Regions from separate parts of the Homo sapiens genome. Here region 1 is linked to region 2. The links are chromatin loops, found by intact Hi-C in ENCODE. Cell type or tissue: Caco-2. All regions are shown on one strand. Each heading gives the region's core, and the rest is flanking DNA. Links, peaks and the distances in the headings are about the cores only.

Region 1 (16,354 bases), core at 4,063-12,062, 84 kb after region 2:
TTAGTAAAAATAAAATAAATGTAAAAAAATAAAAAAATACTTTAAGCAAAGCAAGCCACATACAGGAACCAAGAGGATCCTTACAAAGATTGCTTCTTCCTCTGGAGCAGACACCCACCAAGCCGACAACCACAAGTAAGTTTCCTTGCAATTTTAAAAGCCAAGGATTTGCCACACTTTTGTAGACCTCACATAAGCTCTTCATTGCACGTGGGAAACCTATGAACACTTTATTTCCGCTCACAACTTCCTGTCTGGATGTTGGCATTCAGGGGGCCTGGGAAGGGGTTGGTGGGTGCAGGGCCCCCCATGCTCTGTGGCTGCCAGATAAGGCCTCGTTTGTTATAATGAAGTGAATCAAGCTGGCCGATAAGCCTAAGTTCCCTTTTCTTTTTTTCCCCAGGAGAAGTTAGACTCCTCAAGTGTGGGGTCTAGATTTGCTGGAAGGATGCTTAGCTGAACATAGTCCACAGAGAAGGATGGGGAAGATATTTGTTTTCTAGACCTGTGACTTTTCTAATTTAAGTGGCTAACATATGATCTTTTTAAGGAAAGAGGTCTTTACACCAGCTTGGACTGCAGCGGAAAACTGGGAATTCCTTGGCAGAAAATCTCTATTCGATTTATTTTTATTTTTTATTTAGAGACAAGTTCCCAGCCTGACCAACACAGTGAAACCCCGTCTCTACTAAAAATACAAAAATTAGCTGGGCGTGTTGGCGCGCGCCTGTAATCTCAGCTACTCAGGAGGCTGAGGCAGGGGAATCGCTTGAACCCAGGAGGCAGAGGTTGCAGTGAGCTGAGATCTTGCCACTACACTCCAGCCTGGGCTACAGAGCAAGACTCCGTCTCAAAAAAAAAAAAAAAAAAAAAAAAAGAGAAAAAGTCTTGCCCTGTCGCCCAGGCTGGAGTGCTGTGGTGCAATCTCAGCTGACTGCAGCCTCCACCTTGCGGGACCAGGTGATCCTCTTACCTCAGCCTGCAGAGTAGGTGTGCACCACCAGGTCTGGCTATTTTTTTTTTGTATTTTTTGTAGAAATGGGGTTTTGCCATGTTGCCCAGGCTGGTCTTGAACTCCTGACCTCAAGCAATCCACCTGCCTTAGCCTCCCAAAGTGCTGGGATTATAGGTGTTAGTCACTGCACCCGGCTTCTATTTTAATTTTTTTTTTTTTTTTGAGACGGAGTTTCACTTTTGTTGCCCAGGCTGGAGTGCAATGGCGTGATCTTGGCTCACCACAACCTCCGCCTCCCAGGTTCAGTTGATTCTCCTGCCTCAGGCTCCTGAGTAGCTGAGATTACAGGCATGCACCACCAAACCTGGCTAATTTTGTGTTTTTAGTAGAGATGGAGTTTCTCCATGTTGGTCAGGCGGGTCTTGAACTACCGACCTCAGGTGATCTGCCCCCCTTGGCCTCCCAAAGTGCTGGTATTACAGGCATGAGCCACCATGCCCGGCCTTCTATTTTAATTTTAACACACTTTGCAAACTCAACTCACACGTTTTCAGAAAGATTTCAAGGTCTGCTGCCTCTAGGATGAAATGGAAACTCCTAGGCTGGTCTGAATGACAGCAGTGTAGCGTGGCCATAGGCAGAAGAGCCAGGCTGTGGAGGTGGCTGGAATTTGGTCCCAACCTTGACCAGGTACACCCTGGGTCTGAGTGACAGCAGCGTAGCGTGGCCATAGGCAGAAGAGCCAGGCTGTGGAGGTGGCTGGAATTTGGTCCCAACCTTGACCAGGTACACCCTGGGTCTGAGTGACAGCAGCGTAGCGTGGCCATAGGCAGAAGAGCCAGGCTGTGGAGGTGGCTGGAATTTGGTCCCAACCTTGACCAGGTACACCCTGGGTCTGAGTGACAGCAGCGTAGCGTGGCCATAGGCAGAAGAGCCAGGCTGTGGAGGTGGCTGGAATTTGGTCCCAACCTTGACCAGGTACACCCTGGGTCTGAGTGACAGTGGCATAGCGTGGCCATAGGCAGAAGAGCCAGGCTGTGGAGGTGGCTGGAATTTGGTCCCAACCTTGACCAGGTACACCTTAACAGTGAGCCAGGAAGGCTGCCCTACTTCCTGGAGGCTCAAGGTCTTGATATCTGAGATGGGGCCAATGCTAACATCTAAACTCTTAAAGTTATTGTGAAGATTAAAAGAGATAATGAATAAAATGTCTTTTACCCCCAAACACTGATGACCTCCTCCCTCACCCCCTTTTCCTCTTTTTAATTATCTTTCCAGCCTTTTTCTTGCTTCTTAATTCATTGAGGTTATCCTTAGAGGAAGGCCCTAGACACGAGGGGACCGTGTTGAATTCCATGAGGTTCCAGTCCTCAAGGAGAACATCTCCTGGGGCAAACGCACAAGTGAATGGAAGGATGGGGTACACAGGCTGTCCACGGGCTCAGAGGAGGACCAACTAACCTGGCAGTTCCCACTGTCCTTCTGGGCCTGGGTGACTCCTTTCCTAGCTTTGTGTCTACAGTTTTATTCATACCTATTGTCTGTCTTGCAAGGAATATCCTTCAGGCATTTGGGGGAAATGGGTGTGTGTACAAAGAGAGGGAGAAAGAGAGAGAGAGAGAGAGAGAGAGAGAGAGACACTAATCCTCTGTTCCCTGACCACCCAGGGCTCCAAGGAGAAATGGAACAGGACATGGCAGCCACTGTCCTTCCACTCCTGGAAGCACATGACAGTTGTCCAGAGAGCGGGTCAAGAGCCATTCGTGGGTGACAACAAAGGACTCCAGTGCAGGGAAGAAAGGCAGGCAGGATAGTTCTTATGATGTGTGGGTCACTTCACGGTCAAGGCATCCGAAGGGAAGAGGATTCAGCTGGGTTTGTATACAGAAAGGAGGTTCCAACAGGCTAATGCTGGTGAACCCTCAACCCCTCCTTTGGGTCTTTAGAGGGACCCGGAAGTGGCTACCTAGGTATTGGGCAGACTGGGTCCTCAGCCAGTCCTGGCCCCACCAAGGTGAGCCGCAGGGGCTGTGGCCAGGATTCGGGGGCCTTCTCTCCACCCAGCCTTTTGGGCCTTCAAGGGCTGAAGCAGCAGCGGGGCAGGCCACGCCCAGTGGATACGGCTTATCAAGTGCCTGGCCCCCATCTCTCTCCTGAGCACAAAAGCCTCTTGTGTGGCTGAGTGCAGAGAGCGGACACAGGCCATCCTCTCTTCTCCTTGTCATTAATGTAATCAATTTGATCTTGAGGGTGGTTTTGTTTCAGTCTTTCAAGGGGTGAGGGGGACAGAGGGTGGCATTTCTTCTGACTTTGAAGAGCAGAATGAAAGGGTTAAGCAGGAAAATTAAGCCCCGGAAAAAGATGCATCTGGGATCCTCTCTACCTTGTCAGAAAAGAATTTATGCTCAGACCTACAGGAAATTCACCTATTCTTTGGAAAGAAAGTGATTTTGTTATCATTATTGCTACTACTAATATGATTATACTTGTTTACATTTATTTATGTACATCTTACCTCTTTTTCAAAAGGATTTTAACATACCAGTAAAACAGGTTTACAATGATTAAATAAAGGAATGATGGTCAAGAGAAAATAAGGATAGAAGAACTAAGGTGATAACAGGTAAAAAGTTAGAAGTTAACATTTCCCCTCTGAGGGCCTGGGGAATGACTAGATGTGGACAAGGACTCAGTTCTGAGCTTCCTAGCAGCCACATTAATGAGGGAAACACTCACATGGTTCACAGCATCAGCAAGAAGCAAGCTGTGTCAGTAAAAGACAGCACTGTGTGATGTATCAAAAATATGTATTATCAATAAAATCCCTCTATAGATTTGAATATTAGAAGATATGGCCCTTTGGGAACTCCCAGCTACCTCTAGAACAGCATTTTCTGTTTGTTTGGTGTGTTTTTTTTTTTTTTTTTTTTTTTTTGAGACAGAGTCTTGCTCTGTCTCTGTGGCCCAGGCTGGAGTGCAGTGGTGGGATCTCGGCTTACTGCAACCTCCACCTCCTGGGTTCAAATTATTCTCCTGAGTAGCTGGGATTACAGGTGCCTGCCTCCATGCCTGGCCAATTTTTTGTATTTTTAGTAGCGACGGGGTTTCACCATGCTGGCCAGGCTGGTCTCGAACTCCTGACTTCAAGCAATTGCCCACCTTGGCCTCCCAAAGTTCAGGGATTACAGGTGTGAGCCACCATGCCAGGCCTAGAACAACATTTTCTTTTTCTTTTTTTTTTTTTAAGATGGAGTTTCACTCTTGTTGCCCAGGCTGGAGTGCAATGGCATGATCTTGGCTCAGCGTAACCTCTGCCTCCCAAGTTCAAGCGATTCTCCTGCCTCAGCCTCCTGAGTAGCTGGAATTACAGGCATATACCACCATGCCTGGCTAATTTTTTGTATTTTTAGTAAAGATGGGTTTTCTCCATGTTGGTCAGGCAGATCTCAAACTCCTGACCTCAGGTGATCCGCCCGTGTTGGCCTCCCAAAGTGCTGGGATTACAGGCGTGAGCCACCACACCCGACCAAACAACATTTTCTAAATTGTGTCTTCTGAAAAATTGATTCTGTGAGACACTAAGAGGTATTTCTTAAAAGCAGACATTGTTGCCAGATACGCATGGCAAGTCTGACACTCTAGTCCCCTCTCCGAGATTTGCAATGTAGACCACTGAGGACTCTGAGAAGTCTGCAGAAAAAAATACCTGTTTACTTTTGTTCAAACAATCATTTTCCAAACTCTTTTGATCACAGAGCCAGAATTTGGAGAAATCTCTAAATTCATGTGGCAAAAACTAGTTTTCTCAGGGTGCTTCTGGGAAATGCGGCACGTTCTTTCTGGTTCCAATTTCCACACACACATACCAAACAGGTTCTATCTCTTTGGGAGAGTTATGGTGCGCCTATGAGTCCCTTGCCATTTTCCACCTCTGCCTCCCTCAGGGGCTGGACTCCACTCAGCCAGAATGCTAGAAGCCAGCTGGGCTCTGATCTGAGGCACCTGCACCCTGGAGAGACAGAGCAAGACCTCGGGGCCTTTGCACAGCCTTCCAAACCGAGCACCCACAAGATGAATGGATCTTTCATTTCTAATATTTATCCCCTCTCATTGCATAATACCTATGCCAACGAATTTTTGTTCTATTTTACCGAAGACTTCCCAGTGAACCCAAGGGCTCTGGGGTAGGGGTGGGTAGTCCCACGGCACGGGTACCAGGCAATTACATTACAGCATGATAAATACAGATATCTCTGGGCTCTTGGGAGAAACAGAGCCCTGTGTTTCCAGGTAGGTAGGCTTCCTGGAGGAGTTGACACTTTAACAGAGATTTAAAGGATTGGCACAAGCTATATGGAAGAGGAGGTGTGGGGTTGCATTTGAGGCCTGGATGGAACAAATGGTCAGAATTGGCTCTGGGTAGAACAAATGGTGGGGCAGAGGGTGAGGCTGGGGAGCAGGAGGAAGCCAGCCCCGCAGGAGGCAGCATGAGCTTCCTGGCCAGGGTCCTGAGGAAAGGCATCAAGGGACCTCCGGGGAGCATGGCAGGGCTTTCCTGTTAGAGCCTCCTGATGATGATGGACTGTGGTGTAGAAGGATGCATGCCAGCCGTGGGCTGAGGCTGTGATCCACAGAGACGAGAACCCACCCAGGGCAGCAGCTTTGGGGCTCATGGCAGAGCCTCCGCCCTCGGCTCCAGTGGGATAATAGGGCGACATGACAAGCTCTTCGTGCTCCCTGGAGGCTTGGTGCTCCCCCTGGCTGGATGTCAGAACAAATTAAGGGCACTTGTCTCACAAGCCCCACCTGGCCGGCAGCGTCGTGGGGCCGGCTGGCAGGGGAAATGTGTCACCAGCAGCATCTTGGACCTTGGCCATTGGCCTCAGAGCAAGAAAAGCTCTCTCTGCCCTGCCTGTTTAGTGAACAATGTACAGGAGTACAAGAGACTCTATGGCAACCAAAGACCTGTGTCAGGGTCATGGTTCGAGGTTTTCTGTGCTCACTAATGTGGAAAACAGAAGCCTCATGCTACATCAGCATCGCGGCTGGTTTACATAAGCAGTCGGAGGCTGCACAGAGCCAGAGCTGGAGCTGGGGCCGGGGCAGCTCCACATCTTGCATTTGCATGTTGCTAAGTGTGCATGTGTACATGATCTCCTTTGACTTCACAATACCCTGTAACTCTGGGATTCCTTGTTATCCCCATTTTACAGACAAGGAAACCCTGTAGGTTCCAGGGAGGGGCAAGGACTTACCCAAAGTCTGATTCTAACTTCAGTGCTCTCTTGAATTGACTAGATGTGGAGGCGTCTCAGAGCTTGGTGTAACGTGAGCTGGTGGGCAGAGTCCCCTTCCCCACCAGTGTCTCCCTGAGTCCTGATGCCAGGAGGGCAGGGCCCCCTAAGGTAGGGCACCTTGAATGCATCCTGGGCTGATTCTGGGGTCTGAGGACCAAATGGCTGGGAATGAAACAGGGACAATGAGTTGGATGTTTTCATCCAGTGCTTGGAAGCCGTCCTGGAGTTACCACTAACAGTGCTGAAGAGTGGAGAGCCTCTGGGTTCTGGAGAAACACCTGGGCCCATGCTGTCCCTTCTTCCTGAAAGCTCCTCTTCTCCTGTCCCTGCATGAGGCTTCGCCCCTTCACGCTTGAGCTAGCATATCCTGTTATCTGCAAAGTGTCTTGAATCTCTCATCTGGGCTGGGTGCCTCCACTCTGTCTGCTCACTGCTCTTGGGACACCCCTCCCACAGCGCTTATGCCACTCTCAGGTCACGGCTTCATTTGTGCTTTTCATTGCACGAAGACAGAGACCTCCCATGGGCCCTCAGATGTGTCCCTAGCACCTAGTATTGTGCCTGGCACACAGAAGGCTCAACGAATATTTGATGAATGAGCAAAGGAAGAAATGAACAAATGAAAGATTTCCAATGGTAGAAAAACAGACATTAGGGCTCAGGAAAGCTTGCTCCATGGCTGGGGCAGCTGGGCTGGTGGTTCTAATTATGGGTAAATCTGAGCACTGGATCCCCTGAGCTCAACTGAGGTGTGCAGTGGCTCCTGGCATCTGCCTGCCAGTAGAAGCTTGTCAGGGTTCTAAGGCAAACAGTTATTTTGTTGAATTATGCAAAGAGTCAGATTGTTGGAATTCCATGTAGATCTCAGCCAAAGCCTGGTGATGCTTTGAGAAGATGGAAATACAAATGGAATTCAGAAACAACTATTTTTTTAAAGTAATATGTGTTTGCTATAGAAATTTTAGAAATGCGGGTATACACAAAGGATCAAATAAATAGGCTGGGCACAGTGGCTCACACCTGTAGTCCCAGCACTTTGGGAGGCTGAGGCAGGCAGATTACTTGAGGCCAAGGAGGTTGAGACCAGCCTGGCTAACATGGTGAAACCCCATCTCTACTAAAAATACAAAAAATTAGCAGGGCATGGTGGCTCCCACCTGTAATCCCAGCTACTCAGGAGGCTGAGGCAGGAGAATCTCTTGAACCTGGGAGGCGGAGGTTGCAGTGAGCTGAGATCACACCTCTGCATTCCAGCCTGGGCAACAGACAAAGACTCCATCTCAAAAAAAAAAAAAAAAAAAAAAAAGAATCAGTTAAATAAATAAAATGATTATCTCACCACCTGGTGGTATTGCGCATTAGTAGCTGGGGCCACCTGTGCACTTTTCTTTGATTCCATGTGGCCCCTCCACATGGTCTCTCCAGCACCGTGGCTTTAGGGTAGCCAGACTCCTTCAGTGGCAGCTCAGGGCTCCAAATATCCAGGTCCCAGTAAACAGACCCAGGTGGAAACGGAAGTCACTCACTCATTTTTGCCAGATTTCATTGCTGGAGGGAGTTAGATAGTTCCACCCAGGTTCAAGGAGAGGGAGCATGAATCCCATGTCTCAATGGAGGCCTACTATCCACCCCAGTATAAGGAGAGTTTACCAGATGGGATATGAAATACATTGATGTGCTCATCTTTGGAAAAGATTACTTGCTACAATTAAATCTCAGTATTTACTATTACATTGTTAATTGAAGCCAATGTTATTTCAATCAGGATTCCTTTATTTATTTATTTATTTATTTTTTGAGACCGTGTCTCGTTCTGTTGCCCAGGCTAGAGTGCAGTGGTGCGATCTCGGCTCACTGCAACCTGTGCTTCCCAGGTTCAAGTGATTCTCCTGCCTTAGCCTCTTGAGTAGCTGGGATTACAGGTACACACCACTGTGCCTGGCTCATTTTTGTATTTTTAGTAGAAACGGGGTTTCACCATGTTGGCCACGCTGGTCTTGAACTCTTGACCTCATGGTCTGCCTGCCTTGGCCTCCCAAAGTGCTGGGATTACAGGTGTGAGCCACCACGCCTGGCTGGAGTCCTTTATTGTTGCACTAAAGTCAAAAAAGAATTCTTGGCCAGACGATGTATAAGCATCTTACATTGTATGGTGTTTCTCAGGTTCCAAAAATCTTAGCAGAACTCGTTTCATTCAGGGCTTACAGTTTCCTGGTGGGGATCATCAACCCCATCTTACAGTGATGGAAACAAGTCTAGAAGGGAATTAACAAAGATTTCTTCAGTGTCAGCAACTGATGGAGCTGGAAGTAGATCTAAATAGCCTGTTTCAAACCCAGAATTCTCTCCTGTACTCCAGGTAACGCCACTGGTTGTGGGCAAAATCCACCTGTGAGCCACAGTCTAGTCTTACGAAATTGTAAAACGGATGCAGGGGGTGAAATTTCCTTTTTAATGTTTTAACTTTAGATTGGCCTTCTGCCTCTGACTCTAGAATGGTTTGTACTGAGTAAATATTAACCCAGGGCTCCATGGCCAGTGTTTTATGAGCTGGTGGAATGCCCTGCAGCAGGGGCTGGGGAGAGGGGAATTGGCTGGCCCCACATTTGAAGATGGCACCTGATGCTTGGGTCGGCAAATGTCTGAAAGGCTTTGCAGCTTGCTGGGCAGCCCAGGTGGGAACTTACCTCTTGGTGAAAGCATCAGGAATCTCCCAATCCCTCAGGTAACCCCGATCCCTCAGAATAGATCAGATGATGGCCGGGACTTGTATTGGTTCATTTTCACACTGCTGATAGAGACATACCGGAGACTGGGTAATTTATAAAGAAAAAGATGTTTAATGAACTCACAGTTCCACGTGGCTGGGGAGGCCTCACAATCATGATGGAAGGCGATAGGCACGTCTTACATGGCAGCAGCAAGAGAGAATGAGAGAACCAAGTGAAAGGGATTTCCTCTTAGAAAACCATCAGATCTTGTGAGACTTATTCAGTACCATGAGAACAGCAGGGAGGAGCCTGCCCCCATGATTCAATTATCTCCCAACCCAGTCCCTCCCAATTATGAGAGCTACAATTCAAGATGAGATTTGGGTGGGGAAACAGCAAAACCATATCAGGACTCTTTAAAGACCTCTGTAGGCCTTCAGCATTCTTTTATTCTTTTTTTTTTTTTTTTTGAGATGGAGTTTTGCTCTTGTTGCCCGGGCAACAAGCATGCACACACGTGCAATGGCATGATCTTGGCACACCACAACTTCCACCTCCAGGGTTCAAGTGATTCACCTGCCTCAGCCTTCCAAGTAGCTGGGATTACCTGCATGTGCTACCACACTGGATAATTTTGTATTTTTATTAGAGACGGGGTTTCTCCATGTTGGTCAAGCTGGCCTCGAACTCCCAACCTCAGGTGATCCACCTGCCTCGGCCTCCCAAAGTGCTGGGATTACAGGCTTGAGCCACTGTGCCTGGCCTAGCATTCTTATTTTTGGAGACCCTGCCCAACATCACATCAAATATGTTATGATATACTTACATCGCACATCATGTTATTTATTTATTTTTGCTTTAGTAAAAGCTTAAGCCTGGTGTGTTGGCACATACTGTTAGTCCCAGCTACTCAAGAGGCTAAAGTGGGAGGATCGCTTGAGCCCAGAAGTTGGAGGCTGCAGTGAGCTATGATTGTGCCACTGTGCTCCATCCTGGGTGACAAGAGAGAGACATCATCTCTATTTTTTTTTTTTTAAGTTTAAAAGAACTTTTGTAACTTTGCCTTTGAAATTATTTGGCTATAGATACTTTACTTTCACAGAAAGTTTTAAAAATTTTCTCAGCCTATTTGGGTACTCATGCAAAGTAATGAAATATAATCAACAAACTGTTTTTGAATGTAATGAAATTTTCATGAATGATAAATTCATCAATTCAGGAAGTGGCATATGAAAGAACTTTACATTTCTCAGACATTTGACTTACCATCCATCTGCTTTGACCTTGCAGTTTTCATTTTGTGTTGCAGGGCCAATCTTTTTTTTTTTTTTTTTTTTGGTAGAGTCTTTCTTTGTCACCCAGGCTGGAGTGCAGTGGTGCCATCTCGGCTCACTACAACCTCCACCTCCCAGGCTCAAATAATTATCCTGCTTCAGCCTCCTGAGTAGCTGGGACTACAGGCACCCGCCACCACGTCCAGCTAATTTTTATATTTTTAGTAGAGACGGGGTTTCACCATGTTGGCCAGGCTGGTCTCAAACTCCTGACCTCAAGTGATCCGCCTGCCTAGGCCTCCCAAAGTGCTAGGATTACAAGCGTGAGCCACCGCGCCCAGCCCAGGGCCAATTATTTTTTGTTTTCAGATCTCAAATAATTTTGCAGGACTCTAAAGAGCTGATAGCCCGGTCCTGTAGCTCTAGGGCCTAACAGATAAGATGACTCTGATTGTAATGATGCTGGTATTTCCTTGATATGAAGAGCCCCAAAGTCTCTATAGTTGTGTCTCCAAAGTGGCAAAGTGGAAGCCACATAAAGAAATCACTCCCCATTACCAATTATCTTTTCAAGTGTGTCACGTACACTGCTCTGCTGCTGCTCTGTACATGGAACATATTGGGCAGGGATGATTACCAAATAATTCTGGAGGCTCATGGCTTTGAAACACCAATGAGACAGAGAACTTGATGGTGGAAAAACTCTTCCCGAGAAGAAAATAGGCCATAGATGGGACTTGCCCAAGTCTTCCTTAGGGAGTGGGAAAGATAAGGGAGCTCACATTGCCAAAAACCCAACCCAACCCATGGTGTACTGGGGATTTTAGGAATTTCATTTGTCCCTCTGATATCTTTTCAAAGTGAAGATTCACCCCATTCTACAGAATAGACCACTGAGGCTCAGAAAGGCCAATACTTGACCCCAGTGATACAGGGACAAGATCTCGGATCTGCCTAATTCTAAGGCTCTGCTTTCTCTTCCTGCCATTGTGGATGGACAGAAGTGTGTGACATTTTTAGAGGAAATGAGCACTATGCTGTGTAGTTTGTGCTTGGAATACCAGCAGGATTAAGAAAATTGCAGGACTGATACCTTTTAGAATTTTCCATTTGCAAAAGCCACAATCCTGTAACAAACATCCCTACAACAAAAACTCAAGATGAAAGAGCCAGAGAGAAGCAAATTAAAGGCTTGGAAAGATGCAAATCAAGTCTTTGTCTAGAGTAGTGGAGCCAAGAACCTGGTGGCTTTACTCAACAGGTATTCACTGAGCACCTACTCTGTGTAGGAGACCCTGAGAGATGATAACCTCTCAGTCTTTTTTCTTTTTTCCTTTAAATAGGGATGGGTTCTCGCTATGTTAACCAGGCTGGACTTGAACTCCTGGACTCAAGTGATTCTTGCCAGAACTCCTGGCCTCCCAGAGTGCTGGGATTACAGGTATGAGCCACCATACTTGGCCAACCTCTCAGTCTTAAGTCCTCTGTTACATGTAGACACCAAGGTGCAGTGGAGAGAGAGGCTGCAGAAGAGTTGGCCTATGACACAGAAGATTGGAATTCACAAACTTTCCACTCCCTGGCAGTGTGGCCTTAGACAAATGAGTGCATCTCTGAGCCTTAGCTAACTATTTGGTAAGATACAGGTGACCATTCTTGCTCAGTCTACCTCATGGGCCTGTGATATTCTCAAAGGTCCCTGGTAAACAGGTGTGTGGAGAGTCCTCATTATGACTCCCCCTAGAGTAGGCCCTTTTAGAGGGCAGGAGTGTCTGTGTCTCTGTCTTCAGCACAGGCCTGGCAGACAGCACATGGGCCCTTGTGAGTGTGGGAGGCAATCTCCTAAATCTTAGCTGAAATACAACATTCGTCAGGATCTTCCTGCTCTGTTCACACCTTACACATGAATCCAACCTCATGGTGCACGGACCAGGGCTCTCTTCTTTGAACCTGCAGAAGATGCTTCATTAAAGGTCAACTTTGTTTGCAAAATAACTTTATGGCTCTTTCTGTAAAAGCTGAAGGACTCCAGTGGTCATCTCACTGAAAAGGAAGTTTCTTCCCTAGCAGCTGAGTCTTCACAAATAATATTCTCTTTCAATTCACACCGCAGATTAGGCAAGGATCCTTTGTAACTCCCAGTACCACAGGTCTGAAAGGGCCCTTGGAGGTCACATATTCTTATTCCTTTATTTTGCAGATGAGTTTGCTGCAGAGTGCAGAGGAACTTGCTGCAGGTCATAGATCAGGGCTGGTCTTAGAGTTATGTGTCCTTCCTTCAACTTGATGAAAACAACTCTCCTGGCACTTCTCTGGAGCAAAGCCGGCGGTCCTCCTTGGATACGGTGAGCCACCAAGCTGGGCTCTAAAGCAGGTGGACAAGTTCAGGGCCCCCTGTTAGGATGGGTTCACAGTCATTCCGAGGCTTTTGCAAGTGTTTTTCTGGTGCAGGGCTCTGCACTGGCTCTCCAAAGAGAGACACAAAATGGCTATTTTTGCAGATACACTCATGGTGGGAATGGCCGTCAGCCAAAATGCCCCGATGTGCTTCTCAGAGTGTGTGGATAGACCTCCCTTCCTCCTCCAGCCATGAACTCGCAGGGCCATGGGAGAAGATGGGTGTCCTGCAGGTCAGGGCTGAGAACAGTGGCTGACTGATGGCGACAAGGGCAGTCCTGAGTGGCCTGCACAGCACCTAGATCTGGAACCCAGAGGAGTTGTTGGCTGCAACAGCAGATTAGTCAAACTCCCAGATGGCATCTCTGAGCAGGGAGTTTGAGGTAAAAAGGCCTGGACTTCCTTCCTTCTTCACTAAAACAGGACTGGAGAATGAGGTCCTTGCACTGTAATTATACTCTGGCAGGAAACAAATAACTAAGGCATTTCTCTAAGTGAGGAAGGAAGGAAAACATCCAAGGCTCTGGGGATCCTTCAGCTTCTGCTCTTGTGGCATTGGAATAATAAGAACAACCATCTACTCTTCAATCTTTGCCAAGCCCCATGAAGTAGGTATTTTCCACCTTAGTCTACAGATGCAGGAATGGTGGGTTGCCCACAGCTGCAATGCTGGTCAGTGGTGTCACAGAGCTGGGACTGAATTGTACTTGTGCCCAACTCAGAAGCCCCGCAGGTCTCTCTGCCTCACCTGCTGTTATGTGGAGGGGGCACTTTCTCTTATGAGCTCAGCGTAGTCACAGGTGCACAGCGATGCCCAACCAGGAGGCAGAAGTCCACCCTTCACTTTCCCTGACAATTTGAGTGCCTGGGTGCACTCAAGGAAAGGGCTCCTGTTCCTTTATACAAAAGTGCTGTCTGTTCACAAGCCATGCCTCCTGGGGCTGCACCCACCCCACAGGGGCGCCTTTTTTCTAATTCACATGGAGGGACCAAGTAGACTAGTGGTGGCCTTATATTAGCTGTTGTCAATTGAACTTCTTTGGGCCTGAGTTTTTTTCTCATAAGAAGTGAGGCTCTTAGGATGCCTTCTTACTTACAAAGTAAGTGTTGGGGCTTACTTACAAACACCTGCAGGTTGGCAGATGTTTGTAGGCCGGCGTGTGTGTGTACGAATGAGAAGCATCCCTTCTTAGACTCCTGTCTCCCTGGGCTCACGGTACTTCTACTGGTCATCCCAGTTCCTGGGTTGGGGTTCACCCAACACAGGCTGCCTCAGCCTGAACTTTGCGGTGATGGATTGGTGACCAGGCCCTCACCACAGGGCTTCCAGGGACCACCAGTCTCTGGTGTAGGCATGTACTAGGAGGAAGGGATTGAGCAACCAGCTGCCCTGTGCTCTGTAAGGACCCATGGTGCACCCCCACTGCAGCCACTCTGGGGATGGACCCTAACCCGTCTCTTTCTCACTGTCTGGCTTTTGTAAATATCCCTGGCCTCTTCTTTGCCCAGCAGATTCCTGTTCTGCTTCCTCTGTCCCATGCTGAGCACACAGCATGGAGCGCAGCCCTGGGCGCACAGTAGGCGCTCTGCCCTGCTCCCTGAACTAGTGGTCAGGTGAACGAGCCCTGACTTTGCTCTGCCATTGCTGGGCTGTGTCCCTCGGATTGCGCCCCCCGTTCCCACACGCCTGGGCCCATTAAGCTTCCATCTCTCACCTCGTTATCGCCTGGGCTTGGGGGTTCTTGGCTGGGAGGTCCGAGGTGTCCCAGCTTCCCCCTAGGCAGAGCCCCTGCAGGTCTTATTTAGGGAAACCCCCACACGCAGAGGGGCATTGTCTCAGTGGGTTGAAAAGGCTACTTTCCTCCAGCTCATTGATCAGATCCCAGAGAACAGTGGGGAGCCTGAGCCCAGGGGCCGAGGCATCTTGAGGGGCTGGGGCTTTCTGAGAGCCTTTATCTCAGCACAGGAGATAAGACTCCAGTGGCTGCAGGAGCCATAAAGCAAGGAGGGGCTGGCAGTTGAGGATCCCGGGGAGCCGGGCTTTGAACTCTGCCCTCATGGGGGTGGGAAGCCTTTATGGCTGGGCTGCTCTGGGGCCGAGGTGGGAGCAGAGCCATCACGGGAGAAAAGAGTCCCCAGAGCCGGCCCCCTGGCACCCAGACTGCACGGTGAGACAACGGAGCCCGGAGTGGTGGGACCAGCGGCGGAAACAGCGCTCCATCCGGGCTTTATTGACTTGTAAACGGTACCATTAAAGAGGAAGGCCTCACCTTGGCTGGAAGCAGCTGTGTGCGCTGCCGTAAATCTAGGGCGAGCTCTGAGGCTGCAGCCGGGCCTGGCAAATGCCAAGCATGCCCTGGGCAGAAGGGGGTGCAGGCCAGGGATCCCCACCACACCCAGCTCCTAGCTCCACTGAGGGGCTGAGTATGGGAATTTATAAGAAGGATGTTTACCAGGGGAAATATCAGCGGCTAATTAGACTTTGCAAATAAAAAAACTTTTCAAACTTTGTTTTCCACTTTTTTTTTTTTTTTTTTTTTTTAAGAGAAGGGATCTCGCTTTATTGCTCAGGCTTGTCTCGAACTCCTAAACTCAAGCAATCCTCCCGTTTTGGCCTCTTGAACGCTAGGATTACAGACGTGAGGCACAGCACCCAGCCATCCAAAAAAAAATTGTTAAAAAAGAGAAAAATGTCTAGACATCTTTGAGTCTCCATTTGCAAATTTAGCCCAGAAAGAAGGACATTGAGAAGCCGAGGCTTAGAGTGGCCTGCAGAGGAGTGAGCGAAAGTCCATCACGGTTTCTTGTTCACTGTGTATCCGCGGACTAGCTCCGGAGAAGCCCAGGTCTCAAGTTTTTCTTTCTTGTTTTTTTTTTTTAACATAAAGAATAAACATAATACCAGCTCTCAAAGGTTGGCTATGATGATGGAATGGGATGAACGTAGAACACCTCACCAGTGGGAGGGGCTCAACAAGTGAATTTTCTCTCTTCTCCGATTGACAATAAAACAAAACAGAAATTGGAGATATTGGCCCTCTTTTTGTTTTGTTCCCCTGGAATTAGCTAACCTTGCACAACAAAAGGCTAGACTGCTAGCTGCCTGGGGGCAGGGACAGCCCTGCCTGGTTCAGTTTTGTAGGTTAGTTGTTAGGAAGGAAGCTGGTGTAGAATTCTGAGAATGTTTTCTACAAATGTTGGGTGAATAAAAAAAAAACAGGGGACTAAGAAAAAAGAAGGAAAGAAAGAGTGGAAGGAAAGGAGGGTGGAAGGAAGAACACAAGGTCACTTTTCCTCTGGACAAAGTCCAGAGTTTTTGGAAGAGAAGGAAAGGAGAAGCAACATTTGCCACCTCCTGCTGTGAGCCCAAATGTTATAAAACTTAGTTCTCACAACCACCAGGAGGGCCCTGAGGATAATTGCCCAAGCTCTGCTATTTACTTATTAACCAATAAGTAAATCTGTCTTCTGGGCAAGTTATTTGCTGAGTGGGTGAGTAAGTTCTTTGTGCCCCTGACTTCTCCTCTAAAATGGTGAGAATTAAATGAGATAATAGGTGTAAACCCATTATACAGTTATTGGCAAATACTAAGTGCTCGATACATGTTGGATATGGTTATGCTTCACGATGAAGAAACAGAGGTTAAGTAACTTGGCCGATTCACAAACCTGAGAAGCACGTGGCTGGATTCCCACTTTGCTTCTAGAGCTCACACCAGT
Region 2 (16,354 bases), core at 5,223-13,222:
TTTCACTGCTCTGCACATGTTCATGAGTGACCTTGAAAACACGTGAAAACACGTGAGTACTGATTTTTGGGTTACAAATACATTTTTTTCTTTTTTGAGACGGAGTTTCACTCTTGTTGCCCAGGCTGGAGTGCAATGATGTGATCTCGGCCAGGCTGTTCTCGAACTCCTGACCTCAGGTGATCCACACGCCTCAGCCTCCCAAAATGCTAGGATTACAGGCATGCGCCACCACGCCCAGCTACAGATACGTTTCAGTGAGTAGATGAAGTTGCAAAAACAAAGCCCTGGATAATGAGAATCGACTATATACAGAAAATTGGTAGCTTATTTACAGAACACGATCTTCCAAGGAACTGAGTAAAAGGCACCAAGTAAAATCCTTTTGTTGTTTTTTGTTTTGGGAGCTCATCAGGGTGAGAACGAGAGCAAGTGCTTGATAGAAAAACCATCAGTTCATCATTTCGTCGCTTGGCACCTGGAGCGTACTGTAACTTGCAGAGCAGAAGGCTCGGCACTGACTTGATTCCAAGATGGGTGAAATGATGCCTCCGGCAGGGAGCTAATAACGTAGCTGGGGCAACATACATAGGGTTTAAGTGCCCCCTGGTAAGAGTGGAAAAAGGTGTGGAAGATGTTTCAGAGACAGCTTTGAGGAGGGGTGACTGGGAAAGGCTTTTACAGGAGGAGGCAAATGAATTGGGCCTTCAAGAATGGGAGTATTTGGAGGGGTAGAAAGATCAGACTGCAGAGACCATGAATGTGTGTGTGTGTGTGTGTGGTATTTTGTATGGGTGTGTGCATGGGGGTGTATGTTGTGTGTGTGAATGTGTATGTGAGTGGTGGACCCGGGGTGGTGCGGTGGTGGCAAGTGACTGTCTTGAGAAGTTACAGAGGGTAGTGGTTAATAGTATGAAGCCACATTGCCTGGGGCTGAATCTTCCTTCTGTCCCTAACCGCTTGTGTCATCTTGGGCAAGTGACTTAACTTCTCCACCCTCCATTTCTTGTTTATAAAATGTGGGTAAGTGTAGTATCCCTCTTTTAGGATTATTGTGAAGTCAAAATGAGTTAATACTTGCAAAATGGCTAAAACAGTGCCTGGCACAGCTGGATGCTTCATAACTGTTTACTATGATTGTCTGCGAGGCTGGGGAGACCTGGCTAGGAGTCTTGGAATAGGAGGATTTGGGCTGACCTGGAGGGACATTACCTAGGTAGTGATGTCAGGGACTGGGGGAGTCCAGGGCTGCATGAGATGTGGGGAGTGGGTCAAAGCAAGAGGATTATGGTGGAGTCGGTAGGGCAGTGTCTGTTCCTGTGGCTGTCACTGTGTGTGGTGAGGATGGGAGGAGCTGCATCCCATGAAACCAAGTGAGGCTACATCCAGGGAAGGTGAGGTGGGAACAAAGACTAGAGGGCAGGCACGAAGAAGACAATTCCAGGGCTCATGTTTCTGGAGGCCAGCCTGGCCAGGATGAATTGTTCTGGAAGAAAGAGAACATCTTTTGAACACCCTGGGCTTGTGGGCTGCTTTGTGAACTGGGGATTCTCCCTATCCCCTCTGCCCCCACCTTGCCTGCCTCTACTCTGTAATGCTGTCTCCTGTCCCTCGGGATTCAGATGGTGAGAAGTTGACTGGCTAGCAGCACAGTGAGAGCGGATAACTACCAGGATGAATGAAGGGACCTGACTCACGGCTATTTAGAATGTCACTGGGAACGAACTGAGAAGGTCCATTTCCATCACCATCCTCCCCACTGGACTGTGAGATACTTGAGGACAAGCCCCTTTATTACCTTTTCATCCCCAGTGGTCTAGTGCCATGCTTCTAACATGGGATGGGCTTGACAAATATTTGTTCAATTTATGGGGAAACCGAGGCTGGAAGGAATGAAGGGACTAGTGTTCAATGCATCCAATTAGTTGGTGGCATGCTGGTTCTCTGAATATTTAAGTTTCCCTCTCGGGCTCTCTAGAAAGTTGTGAAGTGAGCACCCTTTGGCCTTAGGGACCCCCGCATGTGTTTGTTTGATTGTGAATTCCGTCTCCCCTTCCCTGGTGCTCCACACCTGCTCCTCCATCAGCTTTCTGTTTCTGGCCAGAAGGGTCTGCCTCACTCATAGGCTGACCCCGACTTGTTTCTCCTTCTCCTTCTTCTCCTTCTCCTTCTCCTCCTCCTTCTTCTCCTTCTCCTTCTCTTCCTCCTTCTTCTTCTCCTCCTCCTCCTCCTTCTTCTTCTCCTCCTTCTCCTTCTCCCTCCCCCTCCCCCACCCCTCCCCCCTCCCTCTCCCTCTCCCTCTCCCTCTTCCTCTTTCTCTTCTTCCTTTTCTTCTTCCTTTTTTCTTCCTTTTGTGACAGGATCTCACTCTGTAGTGCAATCATGGCTCAGGTGGTTCTTTCACCTCAGCCTCCCAAGTAGCTGGTACTACCAGTGCATGCCACCACACCTGGTTATTTTTTTTTTCCTTTTTGTATTTTTTGTGGAGATGCTTTCCTTGCTGTGTTGTGTATTTCCACACTCTGTTTTTTCATTTTCCTCAGGCTGGTTGCAAACTCCTGAGTTCAAGTGACACTCCCCACACCTTGTTTTCCCAAAGTGCTGGTATTACAGGCGTGAGCCACCGCACCCAGCCACCCTCCTTCTCCTCTTTCTTTCCTTTTTGGTTTTTTGAAAATCACTCCTCCCAGGCAGATCACTAAGGTCAGGAGTTCAAGACCAGCCTGGCCACATGGCTAAACCCCATCTCTACTAAAAATACAAAAATTAGTCGGGCATAGTGGTGGGTGCCTGTAATCCCAGCTTCTTGGTAGGCTTAGGCAGGAGAATCACTTGAACCCAGGAGACAGAGGTTGCAGTGACCCAAGATCACGCCACTGCATTCCAGCCTGGGTGACAGAGTGAGACTCTGTCTAAAAAAAAAATAAAAAAGTTCATGACTCAACCATGCCAGAAAGCATGGAGACTGCAAAAGGAGACAGATGATTAAGAATGTGTACATATGTATTGCACTGATTAGCTATGTTAGCACTACATATCCATATGATCTTGGTTGAATACAACAAAAGAAGCAAATAAACTGTCTTGTCCAACCTCTTATATTTTCAGGTGTGGCCCAGAAAAATTGACCGAATTGTCCCAGGCATTATGGTTGGTTCCTGGCAGATCTGAACCGAGAACTCCAGTATCATTCTCTCCTTCTAGACAGACACACACACACACACACACACACACACACACGCACACACACATGACAGGGGCACATGTCCCATGCTGCTTTCTATTTAAAAAAAAAAATGACATCTGCCCAGGAATCACATTGCACAATGGCAGTCCTTTCTTTTCCTCTTCCTGTGTTGAGTCATTGCCCTTGCCTGTGAAGTGCCTGCATGACCACGTTGCCCTATGGACTTACTCAGAAGAAAGGAGTAATGATCAGCTGATGGGTCAGACACTCAGGGGTACACAGCCGGCCCCACTATGGGAAGCAGAGATGTGCTGGGGGTCAGAGCAGCCCTGGCCTTGCTGTCCCTATGTAAGATCTCTTCTTGTCTCTATAGAATGCACCAGAGCTCTAAACATAGAGACTGTTTATAACCAAAGGTCATTTTCCTGGTAGAACAAGGAGTCCTCTTTTGCTTTGGAGGCAGATGAGTCTGGGCTGGCTCATAGTGTTTGATGTGAGATGGCTGTGCTCAAGTTTCCTGGCCAGAAAGTTAAGCTGTGGCCCTTCAGAGTTTTATAGGGCCCAGCACAATCTTCTTGCCTCCTGCCTGGGCCCCAGTATGCCCCGAGGCCACACCCACTGTGGCCAAGTGCATGGTCCAGGGAAAACAGGAGCTGCCTTTTCAACTCTGCTTCCTTGATCATAGGTTTAACCAATAAGGCTCATGACAACTACTCTTTCTGAGCACATTTGATGAGTTCCATATGAGACACATATTATCTAATTTAATGCTTATGATAATCCTTCAGAGGTGAGATTTCAGCTCCCTTTTAAAGTCAGGAAACTGAAGCTTAGAAGAGTTAAGTGATTTGCTCATAGATTGTAAACTGAGCTTCTTATATCGCCGTTAAAACAACCCTGGATTCTGTCCTCCTCAGAATCACGACTCTGGAGAAGTCAAATGGGTTTTACCATGAAAGACGAGTAGGACTTGCATCCTCCTGGTGTCCACTCCAGCCTCACTTTCCCACCAGGAGCCTGATCACTGTCCTCCTACGAGGTCTGGAAGTGTCCTCATGGAATGTCACCTCATGGACTTTTTATTTTTTAGCTTAACTGAGCCTCAAGTTAAAATCGCTCAATCAACAAATGTTTTGGGGATAGATTGAGCTCCTTGAAGGAAGTGAGAGATTCATCACTATATCCCTGGGGCCTGACACATAGTAGGAATTCAGAAAAGTTTTGCTTAAAGAATGAATGAGTACCTCCTCTGTGCCAGGCACTGGACAAGAGCAATAGGGAATAGAGATGGATGAGCGAGCAGTCCCTTCCCTCAAGGAGCCCAGAATTTAGGTCAGAGGAGAAGCCACATTTGCAAGTGGAAAGCAAGTTAACAGTGCAAGCATCCCAAGTTAGGGTCCAGATGGGTTTTACTGTCAGGAAGAGGGAAAGATTCCTGTGGTCAGAAGGGTTCCAGTGCGCAGAGGTCTGATTTGTGTGGCAGGGTCCTAATCAGAGGAAGAACTTCTTAATATTCAGAACTGTCTAGCAGAGTCCCACAGGACCTATAAGGCAGGCATCTCTCCTTCCCTGACAGGATTCAGGAGACAAGAAGGCAGGAAAACTGCATGTGTGTTGGGGGTGGGGGGTTGGGGTGGGTGGCAGGGGGCTATTCTTGCAGCGGGAGAGAGATTGGACCTAATGATCTCTTCTGTGTCTATATTTCTTTCTTTCTTTCTTTTCTTTTTCTTTTCTTTTCTTTTTTTTTTGAGACAGAGTTTCATGCTTGTTGCCCAGGCTAGAATGCAGTGGCACAATCTTGGCTCACTGTAACCTCTGCCTCCCAGGTTCAAGCGATTCTCCTGCCTCGGCCTCCCAAGTAGCTGGGATTTCAGGCATGTGCAACCACGCTGGCTAATTTTGTATTTTTAGTAGAGATGGGGTTTCTCCATGTTGGTCAGGCTGGTCTCAAACTCCCAATCCCTGGTGATCTGCCCGCCTCGGCCTCCCAAAGTGTGGGGATGACAGGCGTGAGCCACTGTGCCGGGACTTCTGTGTCTAAATTTCTAGTTTCAACATTGAATCAGGCGATTTTTTCAGATAAAGTTATTTAAAACCAAAACCCAAACAACAACAACAAAAAACAGTATCTACAAGACAAAGTCAGGGGCTCTACTAAAATGTTGGGGGAAACTCTTTTAGGCTTATTTCCACGCTTTGTTGCATCTCATCTTAAAATTCTCATTCCCAGACGGGACTTAGGGAGAGAGATGGAATCTCAATCTCATTGACTCATTGCTGGTGGCATCTCTCAGAGATGGCTACTTTTCCTTCCATGAGGGTATCAGAACCCTCTTGTGCCGCCAAAGAATCTGCTCTGTTCTAGGGCACTGCAGTCCTGCGAGTTACGGACATGGAGCCAGGTGAGCTCTAGTTGGGCAAAAAGCCCAGCTCCCTGTCAGGGAGGGAGGGAGACGGCTACGACTTTCAAGGTCACTTGGCCATGAGGTGGGGACCATTCTTCCTCAAGGCCTCTCCTTTGCAAGGCTCCTGTGTGCCCCTTCCAGAGGAACTCTGAGGGCCTAGACCCCTCCTACCTTCTGCTGCGATGTAGTTGTCTGTTTTATAGGTGAGGGAGGGGAGTCCCTGTGAAGTTAAGTGTATTTGTTCAACGTTACAGGTTGAATGTGGGGTCAAGTCTTGGGATGAAATCAAATCATCAGTAGCAAGTCGCCCTTCTAAAAACCCAAACTGCAAATGTGTGCCCAGAGCCTATGTTGGGGAAGTGAGGTGGTGTTCCTGAACGAGACCATTGTTAGAGTTAAGATGAAGCAAGGGCCGAGTGGAGTGAGTGACCACAGCAATGTGGAGGGGCCTGTTTTTCAAGGCAGTTTAAGAGAGGAAGGAATCACTTTATTATTGGGGGAATGTAAAAGCGGTCACATGGAGTTGGGGAGAAGGGTAAGCTGAAGTTCTGGGAGGCTTCCTGGAGGAGGTCGCCTTTGAACAGTATCTGGAAGAATGTACTCAACAATTGACCACTGGTACCTCCCTCCACTCCCTCATTTGTCAATCTGTTTATTCATTTACTCATTTGCCCTGCATTCACCTGTCCCTTCATCCATCCACCATGCATTCACCTGTCCCTCCATCCATCTACTCACCATGCATTCACCTGTCCCTCCATTTATCCACCATGCATTCACCTGTTCCTCCATCCATCCACCATGCATTCACCTGTCCCTCCATCCATCCACCATGCATTCACCTGTCCCTCCATCTTCCACCATGCATTCACCTATCCCTCCATCCATTCACCCACCATGAATTCACCTGTCCCTCATCCATCCACCATGCATTCACCTGCCCCTCCATCCACCCACCATGCATTCACCTGTCCCTCCATCCAGCCACCCACCATGCATTCTCCTGTCCCTCCATCCAGCCACCATGAATTGACATGTCCATCCATCCACCATGCATTCTCCTGTCCCTCCATCTATCCACCATGAATTGACCTGTCCCTCCATTTATCCACCATGCATTCACCTGTCCCTCCATCCATCCACCATGCATTCACCTGTCCCTCCATTCATCCACCCACCATGCATTCACCTGCCTCTCTATCTGTTCATTTTTTTTTATCAATCCATTCATTTATTACATAGATATTAAGTTTCTACTGTGTGCCAGGGACAGTTCTGGGTACTTTCACATACATTCTTGTTTAATTATAGGAATTCTATCAGTTAGGTAATAGTATCCCAAATTTACAGATAAGGATGCTGACTCTAGGCAACAAAATTCTTCCCCTTTTACCCCTTTACAGTCTATCTCATCCTGCATCAATGAAGAAACATCTTATCTTCAAAAGCTCCCCCAACCTGCTTCACCAACCTCCCTGCCTCTATTCACTTCTCCACTCTAATCCATTCATGTCTCAACTGCCTGAGTTATCTAAGACACAGACCGAAGCAAGGCACATTTCTTGCCAATAACCTCACAGGGCTTGCTTTTGACCAGGGGCCAAGTCTCATCCATGGAATTCGATGGTGGAGACCCTGCATAACCTACTTTAACTGACTTCATCTCATGTGTTTTTCTCACAAACTTTTATTTTAGTTAAATTAGGCAACCCACTGTTCTCTGAGCACCTCTGCATTTTTCCCATTTCGGAGCCTTTGTTCACTCTATTTAAAATTACCCACCCTGTCTAAATTGACCTCCCTGCACAGTACAAATGTGTTAAGTTGAATTCAATTCCAAATGTGCCCTAAATCCTCCTTCCTTCAGGATGTACACAGAAGGGCACTTTCCAGATCTTATGGTGCCTCCTGGAACCCAGGACAATAATTGCAGCCCCCAACCCCAGCTTGTGGGGCAGGGAGCTATTTCTAGTTGATGATATTGGGCAGGCAAACACCCTGTTCTCAGGTTTAGTTCCCAGGAGTCTGCAATGCCTCAGTCATAGCGAATGGTTCCCAGTACCAGCCACCATATTGGATATTTTGACTGTGTGCCCTCAAACTGCATACATAGTATTTGTTATCATCAGGAAATATATGCCATAGGCATCTCCTTCTGCCCGGATCCTTTCCTCCCTTAGCTGCTGATTCAAACCCCATCCTGAGGTTTACCCAGCCCTGACTTTGATTTGGTCACATGCTCAACTTCATTCCTTAGAGATGTTGATGTAGATGTCAGATTTGCCTGGTAGTTCTACTTTGTTAATCAGCAGGGAATGTTACTCATTGTTCTTGTAAAATAGTATTAGGAACTAAATATTTATGTCTCCCCAAAATTTGTATGTTGAAACCCTAATCCTTAATGTGATGGTATTTTGAGGTTGGGCTTTTGGGAGGTAATTAGACTGTGAGGATGAAGCCATCATGATAGGATTAGTGCCCTTATAAGAAGAGACATAAGAGCTTACTGCTTCTTTCTCTCTGCTCTCTACCATGTGAGGACATAGCAAGAAGACGGCCATCTGCAAACCAGGAGGAGAGCTCTCACCAGGTACCAGATTTGTCAGTATGTTGATCTTGGACTTCCAGCCTCCAGAAGTGTAAGAAATAAATGTTTGTTGTTGAAGCCACCAGTCTATGGCAATTTGTTATAGCAGCCCAAATGGACTAAGACAAATGGAAAAGTAAAGCACTCTACCAGCTTCCCAGGTGGGTTTTCATCCGTTTTCACATAATTCATTCCATAAATTAGAGTGGGAGTTTTGCAGACATGGCATCAAAGCACCTGCTTTCTGTAGAAGGTAGTTCAAGGCCAGTGCAACAAAACAAGGTGCTCAAAAGTGATGCAAGGATGAGAGATGCAGGAGCACCAGGGACAGGGTGGGAAGTAGAGATTCCCAGAAGGTGGGGACAGATTGAGGCTCCAGTGTGGTTTGGGGCCATAGTGCCAGATGCATACTTATTTGGAAATAAAAAAGAATTTTTAGGCCCTGTCAAAATGTTTTCTCAACATAGCCTGGCATTAAAATGGTCTTGTTAAGCAAAGACCAACTAACTTTGGAGGAGAGATCTGCTCTGCCATTCACACCAGCTCAACGCTGGGGTCAGGGGACCAAGGCTTTCATCTGGGCTTTCTCTCAAACTTGCCATAAGATCTCTTTTCACTGCATTTCTGTGATTGGCTTTCTCCTCTGTAAATTGAATACCAACTTGCAGAGTGACCGAAAGGGCACATACCCTAATGCTTTGAGCTCCTTGCTTTGTTGTACTGGCCTTGAACTACCTCCTATAGAAACCAGGTGCTTTGATGCCATATCTGCAAAACTCCCACTCTAATTTATGGAATGAATTATGTGAAAACAAATGAAAACTCACCTGGGAAACTGGTAGAGTGCTTTACTTTTCCATTTGTCTTAGTCTATTTGGGCTGCTATAAGCAGTTTGAAAATGTGCAAAGCCTCCTCCATGTGCAAAGCTCTCAGAATGATGGTTTAACAAAGGCATCATGGCCAGGTGAGGTTGCTCATGCCTGTAATCCCAGCGCTTTGGGAGGTAAAGATGGGAGGATTGCTTGAGGCCATGACTTTGTGACCAACTTAGGCAACATAGCAAAACCCCATTTTTACAAAATAATGAATGAGTGAATGAATAAATAAATAAAATAATAATAAAATAAAAACTAAAAAATTAGCTGGGTGTGGTGGTGTGCCCCTGTAGTCCTGGAAACTCAGGAGGCTGAGTTGGGGGGATTGTCTGAGCCCAAGAGCTCAAGGCTACAGTGAGCTATGATGGCACTGCTGCACTCCAGCCTGGGAGACAGAGTGAGATCCTGTCTTAAAAAACAAACAAACAACAACAACTACAACAAAAAGGCGCCTTGGGAGAGGAAGCTCATTCCCAGCAGACCTGTGACACAGCCTGTCTCCCCAGCGAACCCAGACCATTTCCCACTCTGTGGGCAGATTGACCAAGCAACAGCACTTTTCTGTCTTCATCTGGAGTCCCTGGCAGAGGCCACCTCACTGAGGTTCAAGGCAATCCAGACTCTTGGGTAGAGCACACTCTGATGGTGGCACTACATCAGCTTGCACGAGCATGTGGCACAGGGGCCAGGCAGGAGCTGGTGTCTGCAAGGAGCCGGGAAGGGAGGGGCTCCTAGGCTTGCCACGGCTGCAGTCTCCAGGAATGAAAACCTGTCCTGCCAGTTGCATATGTAGCAATTTTGAATGCAAATAGCCACTTCCCAGATTTTTTTTTCTTTCTTCCCAGCAAAACACCCACATCATTTCCTTCCTTTGTTGGGCCCTTCCTGAGACCACTGGCTGGGGGCACATAGTAGGCACTCAATAAATATTTGCCGAGTGCGTGAATGGGTGGTAATCCAGCACTAATCCCCCTCTCTTCAGCTCCCCACCCCCAGGAAGAAATAAAAGATGTCCATTTGTGGCTTGGCCACATTCAGGCAAACTTCCATATTGCTGCCAAGTCCTGCCATCTGCCACCTCCGAGGTGCAGGTGCTGGGCACCCACAAAGCCCGGCCGTGGGCACAAAGGCCCGATGTGCACTGATAATTGCCGAGTGCACAGCCCGCCAGGCCGGCCAGGCTGATGCAAGTTTGCTGGGTCTGCTGAGATTTGCATACAGATGGCCAGTCGGGGCGCAGGGCCGCCGCCACCGCGACAACGCCGCCCGCGCCCCGGGTAGACCGGCCGCAGCCCCTTTAGAAGTGCGGGAGGCTTTGACTGCAGCCGAGCCCCAGAGAGGCCTCATTCTGCCTGTCCTGAATAGTCCGTCATTCAAAGCAACGCTTTGAAATTTGAAAAAGAGAGAGAGGAAAAGAGAGAGAGGAGAGACTGAAAAGCAGAGAGAGAGAAACAGAGACACACAGAGAGACAGGCAGAGACAGAAAGAGAGACAGAGACAGGGAGACAGAGACTGAGACTGAGACAGAAAGATTCAGACAGAGACTGAGAGAGGCTGTGAGACAGAGACAAACAGTGAGAGAGCTAGAGAAAGAGAAGGAGAGCTTGGAGGAAGGGGAAAAAAAAGCAAATTCTTTTCTTTGTGAGACTGGGGAGTGTTGGGCAAGGAGCCAGGGGGCTTCAAGAATGTGAGCGAGGCACCAGGAAGGAGGGGATCTCTGTGGAGACGCAGCTTCGGACGTGTGGCATGCACTCTCCTCCTGGTCATCCGGAGCAAGGGTCTTCAGAGCCCGAGATGCGCGACGCGCAGGAAGCACCAGAGAGGGTGGCGGGAAGAAAAGGCACCTCCATCACTTTGAAATGTCAGAGGCAAGTTGCGGCTGCGTTGAAACTAACAAAAAGAAAACACCTGCACACGCAGAAATTTTTAAAAACCCCTGTAAGCAAAACCACAAGCTCCGAAGGTAAAGCCGGAGGAGCTGTCCCTGAGTCGCGCCCGGGAGCCCCTCCGCTGTCAGTAGGTGCCGAAGGCATTTGTTCTTTGTGTGTCTTCATCTCATTTGGTTTGGAAACGGCTCGCAGGGGGAGTGTCCAGGCCTCAGGGACACGCCCGGGCGCTCTGGGCATCGGACACATGGCAGGTGTTCCGGCCTCGCCTGATTCAGCCCGGCTCTCTGTTTAACAACCATCCCGAGGCCTTCGCTTCATGTTTACTAATACCCCTCGCCCTCAGTCCTCCCACCAGCTCCCCCACCCCACCGACATCAGTGAATGACCAACACAGCTAAAAACAAGAAAGGCGTTATTGAGAGAGGGTTGCCTCCCTTGTCCAAACTAAATGAAAGGGAAATAGAATAGCAACAGAGAGTAGCTATTTATCATGTTCCTAACGGAACGTTCCAACCTGCTTCCCGTCCTGTGTCACCTCTGTATGAGAAATCTGGACGCCCGCCTAGATTTTCCACTGTCACCCTCAGCAGCCAGGCAAGCCCCGGGGCGTCGGCTCTCCTGCCTTTAACTTGCTACTGTCCATCTGCACTTTCTGCAGGCTGCCCCATGGCCCGTGGGGGCGCCTCTAGCGCTCCTTTTCTTCACCCTTGGCTCCTCACCCCCCAACCCATCTTCTCTCACTGCAGCCAGAAAGCTGTTTCTAAAACACCATTTTAGTTATATCTCTGTCTTCCTTAGAACAGTCCAACGACGGATGACTGTCATCCTGAGAATAAAGACCAACCTCTTCAGGTTGGCATGGAAACCCTCATTGGTCCAGTTGCTCTCCTGCACCTTGCAGGCTGGCCCTGCACCTTGCACCTAATGAACAAACTGCTTCTAGATTCCTCCCTAGTCTGGGTTGTTTCACGTCCTTGCCTCTTTCCTAAAATGGCGTCACTTCTTGGCTTGCCCTTACCTCACTTGATGAACAAGATGAGGCTCCTTCCTTCCTCCTGCCTACCTTTCCTTTTTTCTTCCATTCAGCTGGCAAGTACTTTTTTGGTACCAAGCCGATCTCAGGTGCTGAAGAGAAAGGGATGGAGAGAGGAACACTTTTGTCTTCCACACTTTCCCCTAGTATTGTAAGGCAAGCAGAGGGGGTAACAGTGGGGCCCCCTGCCGTGGTACCCCACACCCCTTCCCAGGCGAGACAGGATGGTATGGGGCCCCCTGCCATGGTACCCCATCCCCCTTCCCAGGTGAGACAGAATGGTATGGGGCCCCCTGCTGTGGTACCCCATCCTCCTTCCAGGCGAGATGGCTAAGGAGCCCCCTGCCGTGATACCCCACACCCCTTCCCAGGCGAGAGAAGATGGTATGGGGCCCCACACCCCTTCCAGGCGAGACAGGATTGTATGGGCCCCCTGCTGTGGTACCCCACACCCCTTCCCAGGCGAGACAGGATGATATGGGGCCTCCTGCCGTGGTACCCCATCCCCCTTCCCAGGCGAAACAGGACAGTATGGGGCCCCCTGTTTTGTTACCCCATCCCCCTTCCAGGTGAAACAGGATGGTATGGGGCCCCCTGCCTTGGTACCCCATACCCCTTCCAGGCGAGACAGGATGGTAGTTTCCACCGTCTGGATCCAGACATTGACTGTTTTTCCATCAGAGGCAAAGCCAATGAACTCAAGACTAGTGAACCCTGAACCGAACGATTTTCGTCAATATTTTCATCATATGTTTATCGTCTGAAACTTTGCCAAGAGCTCAGGGGAAGTTATTCCCAGAGGATCAATCACAGAGAGTCAATCGTGAAAGAGAAAAGGGAAGTTACTGATAATTTGACCCAGACATAGTTTTATGATCTCTTTTTCCTTTCACCACTTGAAAGGTCAGAACAAAACTCACTTTAGATGCTGTATTTCATTCTTTCAACAAATATTTGACTCGAATGAATGAGACTGTGAGTGAGGTATTTGTGTGATGATTTTCTGTGAATTAGCTCTGAAATGTGAATATTTTCATGCTCAGGAACATACCCCTATGTGGTGACTTTCTCAGAATAACTTTGTACATGCTCTTCTCATTCACTGCAGGTCTTGCATGGATTTTGGCCAAAAGCAATACAGTCTGGTCTAACCAGAAATGGAAAGATGTGCTATAATTTAAAAAGCGTTGCAGGGAGCAGAATAGCTAAGTAAAATGGTTTCTTGCCTGGCTTTTAGTTGACAATAACCCTTCTTCAGGCTTCTGCTGATTCCTCCATAACTTAGCAATAGGCAGAGCATTTTCAAGGGCTGGGCATTGGGGGGGTGGCAGAGGGGAGGGGAGAATAAATGATCATAAATATGAGAAAACAATATAAGTATTGTAGATGAGCTCACAAGCACTTTGGGAAGCCAAGGTGGGAGTAGCTCTTGAGGCCAGCTCTTTGAGACCAGCCTGGGCAACACAGTGAGACTCCATCTCACAAAAAATAAAAAAAAATTAGCTGGGTGCATTGGTGCATGCTTGTAGCCCCAGCTACTTGGGAGACTGAGGCAAGAGTATCGCTTGATCCTGAGAGGTGGAGGCTGCAGTGAGCTATGATCACACCACTGCACTCCAGCTGGGCAACAAAGTGAGACCCTGTCCCCTCCCCCAACCCCCCCCCCCCAAAAAAAAACGACACAATATATTGTAGGTGATTTCAAAGTGTTCACCTTAGTCAGTTTCATCTCATTTCAAACTAAATTTGCATCAGTGTTGGAAAGACAATGTGGTAAAAACAAAGAGAAGAGACAATGTCAGAGGAACTATGGAAACCCTGTTACCAGGGATATGATTTGGGGCCAGGCACTCACGCTTGCTGAACACATTTTTCTTAGCTTTAAAGATAATAACACCTCCTTTCTAGGCTTTTTGTAAGGATTAAGTGAAATAATGTATACCCAGTGGAGTATCTGGCAAATAATATGGTGCGAAAAAGGTATTATTATTATTATTTATATTTATTATTGGTAAGAACAAAGTAAAAATGAAGAAAGAAACCTATGGACGGTTGGATCTTTTACCCACAGAAAGTATGCAACAGAAACAAATAATTATTGCACCTTAGCTGCCCTGTTTCTAATTGTACTTCATTTGCAACATTTTCTTTATGGCAAGTTCACAAACATGAAGTGGCACTAACTTTATTTAGAGTACGAAATGGCTGTGTTCCCACTTCCTAGTCACTTCAAGGGGCAATAGCTATTGAAATATAATATATTATAAGACATCACTCAGATAAATTCCATTTAATTCTATTCAACAGATATTTCTGGAATGTAACAGACATTTCTGGAAGAGCAAGGCACTATGATGTGGGCAACAAAATGACTAGAATGAGTAATACATGTAAGAGCTCTAACAGATTACTACAGCAACACAGCCTGGGATGTTCAGTGCCCTGACGCTGAACCCCGCCCCGCAACTGACTCAGGGACCTTGAGCAAGTTACTTAACTTCTTCTTCAACTGTAAAAAGAAAATAGTACATTTGATCTTGCAGGGTTGCTGTGAAGAAGAGAAGAGAGTAGAGATAGACAGGTAGGATACCTGGCGTTGGGGCACAAGCTAGTCTCAGGCAATTTTAACGTATGGACAAGTGTAGCCATGACATTGTCATCAACGGGCATAGCAACTTGTTCTCTTACTATGATGCTTTCCTTGGCTTCTTCTCTCTGCTCCAGGCCAGAGGCCACCAAAGCTATGGGCTGTCAGCCCGGGGCAACAGTAGGCATGAGAGAGGCAAGTTAGCTTTTCAGTGCCACGAAGACTAGAGCGTCTTGGAAAACTGGGGCCTCCCTGAGCCTTGCTTTCCTCCTTTCACTAATGGGGAGATTCTGCCCTTTCTTTCTTTCTTTCTTTCTTTCTTTCTTTCTTTCTTTCTTTCTTTCTTTCTTTCTTTCTTTCTCTTTCGTTCTTTCTTTCTTTCTCTTTCTTTCTTTCTTTCTTTCTTTCTTTCTTTCTTTCTTTCTTTCTTTCCTTCCTTCCTTCCTTCCTTCCTTCCCTTCCCCTTCCTTCCTTCCTTCCTTCCTTCCTTCCTTCCTTCCTTCCTTCCTTCCTTCCTTCCCTCCTTCCTTCCTTCCTTCCTTCCTTCCTTCCTTCCTTCCTTCCTTCCTTCCTTCCTCTCTCTCTCTCTCTTTCTTTCTTTCTTTCTTTCAATGGCGTCTTGCTCTGTCTCCCAGGCTGGAGTGATTGGTGCAATCTTGACTCACTACAACCTCCACCTCCCGGGTTCAAATGATTCTCTTGCCTCAGCACCCTGAGGAGCTGGGACTACAGGCGCACAGCACCATGCCCAGCTAATTTCTACATTTTCAGCACAGACGAGGTTTCATCATGTTGGCCAGGCTGGTCTTGAACTCCTGACCTCAAATGATCCACCCGCCTCAGCCTCCCAAAGTGCTGGGATTACAGATGTGAGCCACCATGCCCAGCCTAGATTCTGCCTTCTTGGACTTCCTCCCAGTGTGGGGGGAAGAGAAATGAGAAGACAGGCAGGAGAGGGCTCTGTAAATAGTAAATTGCCATACCAGTGCAAAAGATTGTTGTCAGCTCCCCAAAAAGGAGGCACAGAGACAATCCTATCAATGAATGAGCTCTCTCAGTTTTGTGTGACTTCTGCAAGGAGGTTTTGTTTTGGGCTGGTGGGGAGCAATTGCCAACCCAGTCTACAACCTTCCCACTCAACGTGTGGTCCACGGACCAGTGGCATCTGCGTCACCTGAGAGCGTATTAGAGATGCAGGACCGGGGTCCTCAGGTCACACTTAACAGAGCTGAATCTGCCTTTTCACAAAACACTGAGTCGTAGGCACATTCAAGTTTGAGAAGCAGTGGTCTACAGGCCTTGGTGTTAAAAGAGAAAGAAAAGGCATTGATAACAATGTGCTCAGTAGAAAATAAAGCCAATGATAGCCAAGAAGTGCTGTGGCCCCGGAGGAGCAAAGCGATGAGCTGTGGGCACCCACCTTCGGGGCTTTGTGGTTACTTGGGACCATGGCAGAACTAATTATAAACAATAAAAGAGAAGGTGAGAAAAGAGTAAGGGGACCTCTGTACTCAAAAAAAGTTATAAAATGTTAGGCTTTCGCAAAATATAGGGGTTCATGCACTGATTGTTTTCTGGGGTACAGCTTCCCCAGAGCCTCCTTCAACCACCGATAGTTCAGCTCCGGCGGTCACATCAGATCACGTCGCATCATTCCTCAGACAAGCCTTTTAGGAGCTCTGCAAGAAAATCCAGGCAAACAGCTGTCTCAGAGGAACAGCTGTTTCAGAGGAGCCTAAATTCTTTGGAAGATCCTACTTAGCTCAATCAAGGCTTCTAATGAGGAGATA

Evidence for each region. A loop is a pair of places that touch in the nucleus more often than their neighbours do. Peaks named below come from ENCODE experiments on the same cell type or tissue, not always from the same donor. Only the 100,000 strongest peaks of a DNase experiment are listed, where the experiment ranks them.
Region 1: a loop joins it to region 2, with 2.1 times the contacts of the local background. A loop is called at or near these places in 2 of 110 quality-filtered maps.

What each region holds. Positions count from the first base shown.
Region 1 is chr2:16,088,420-16,104,773 of GRCh38, forward strand. No RefSeq gene overlaps it. Among named protein-coding and RNA genes, the nearest start is that of GACAT3, 46 kb to the left of the region's middle. RefSeq lists enhancers at 14,575-15,405, 16,237-16,354. In Caco-2, for the core only: no CTCF peak of the experiment used is centred there; DNase peaks (open chromatin) are centred at 5,882, 8,822 and 11,762.
Region 2 is chr2:16,003,042-16,019,395 of GRCh38, forward strand. No RefSeq gene overlaps it. Among named protein-coding and RNA genes, the nearest start is that of GACAT3, 39 kb to the right of the region's middle. RefSeq lists an enhancer at 10,407-11,018. In Caco-2, for the core only: no CTCF peak of the experiment used is centred there; DNase peaks (open chromatin) are centred at 9,800 and 10,247; H3K4me3 peaks cover 517 bases.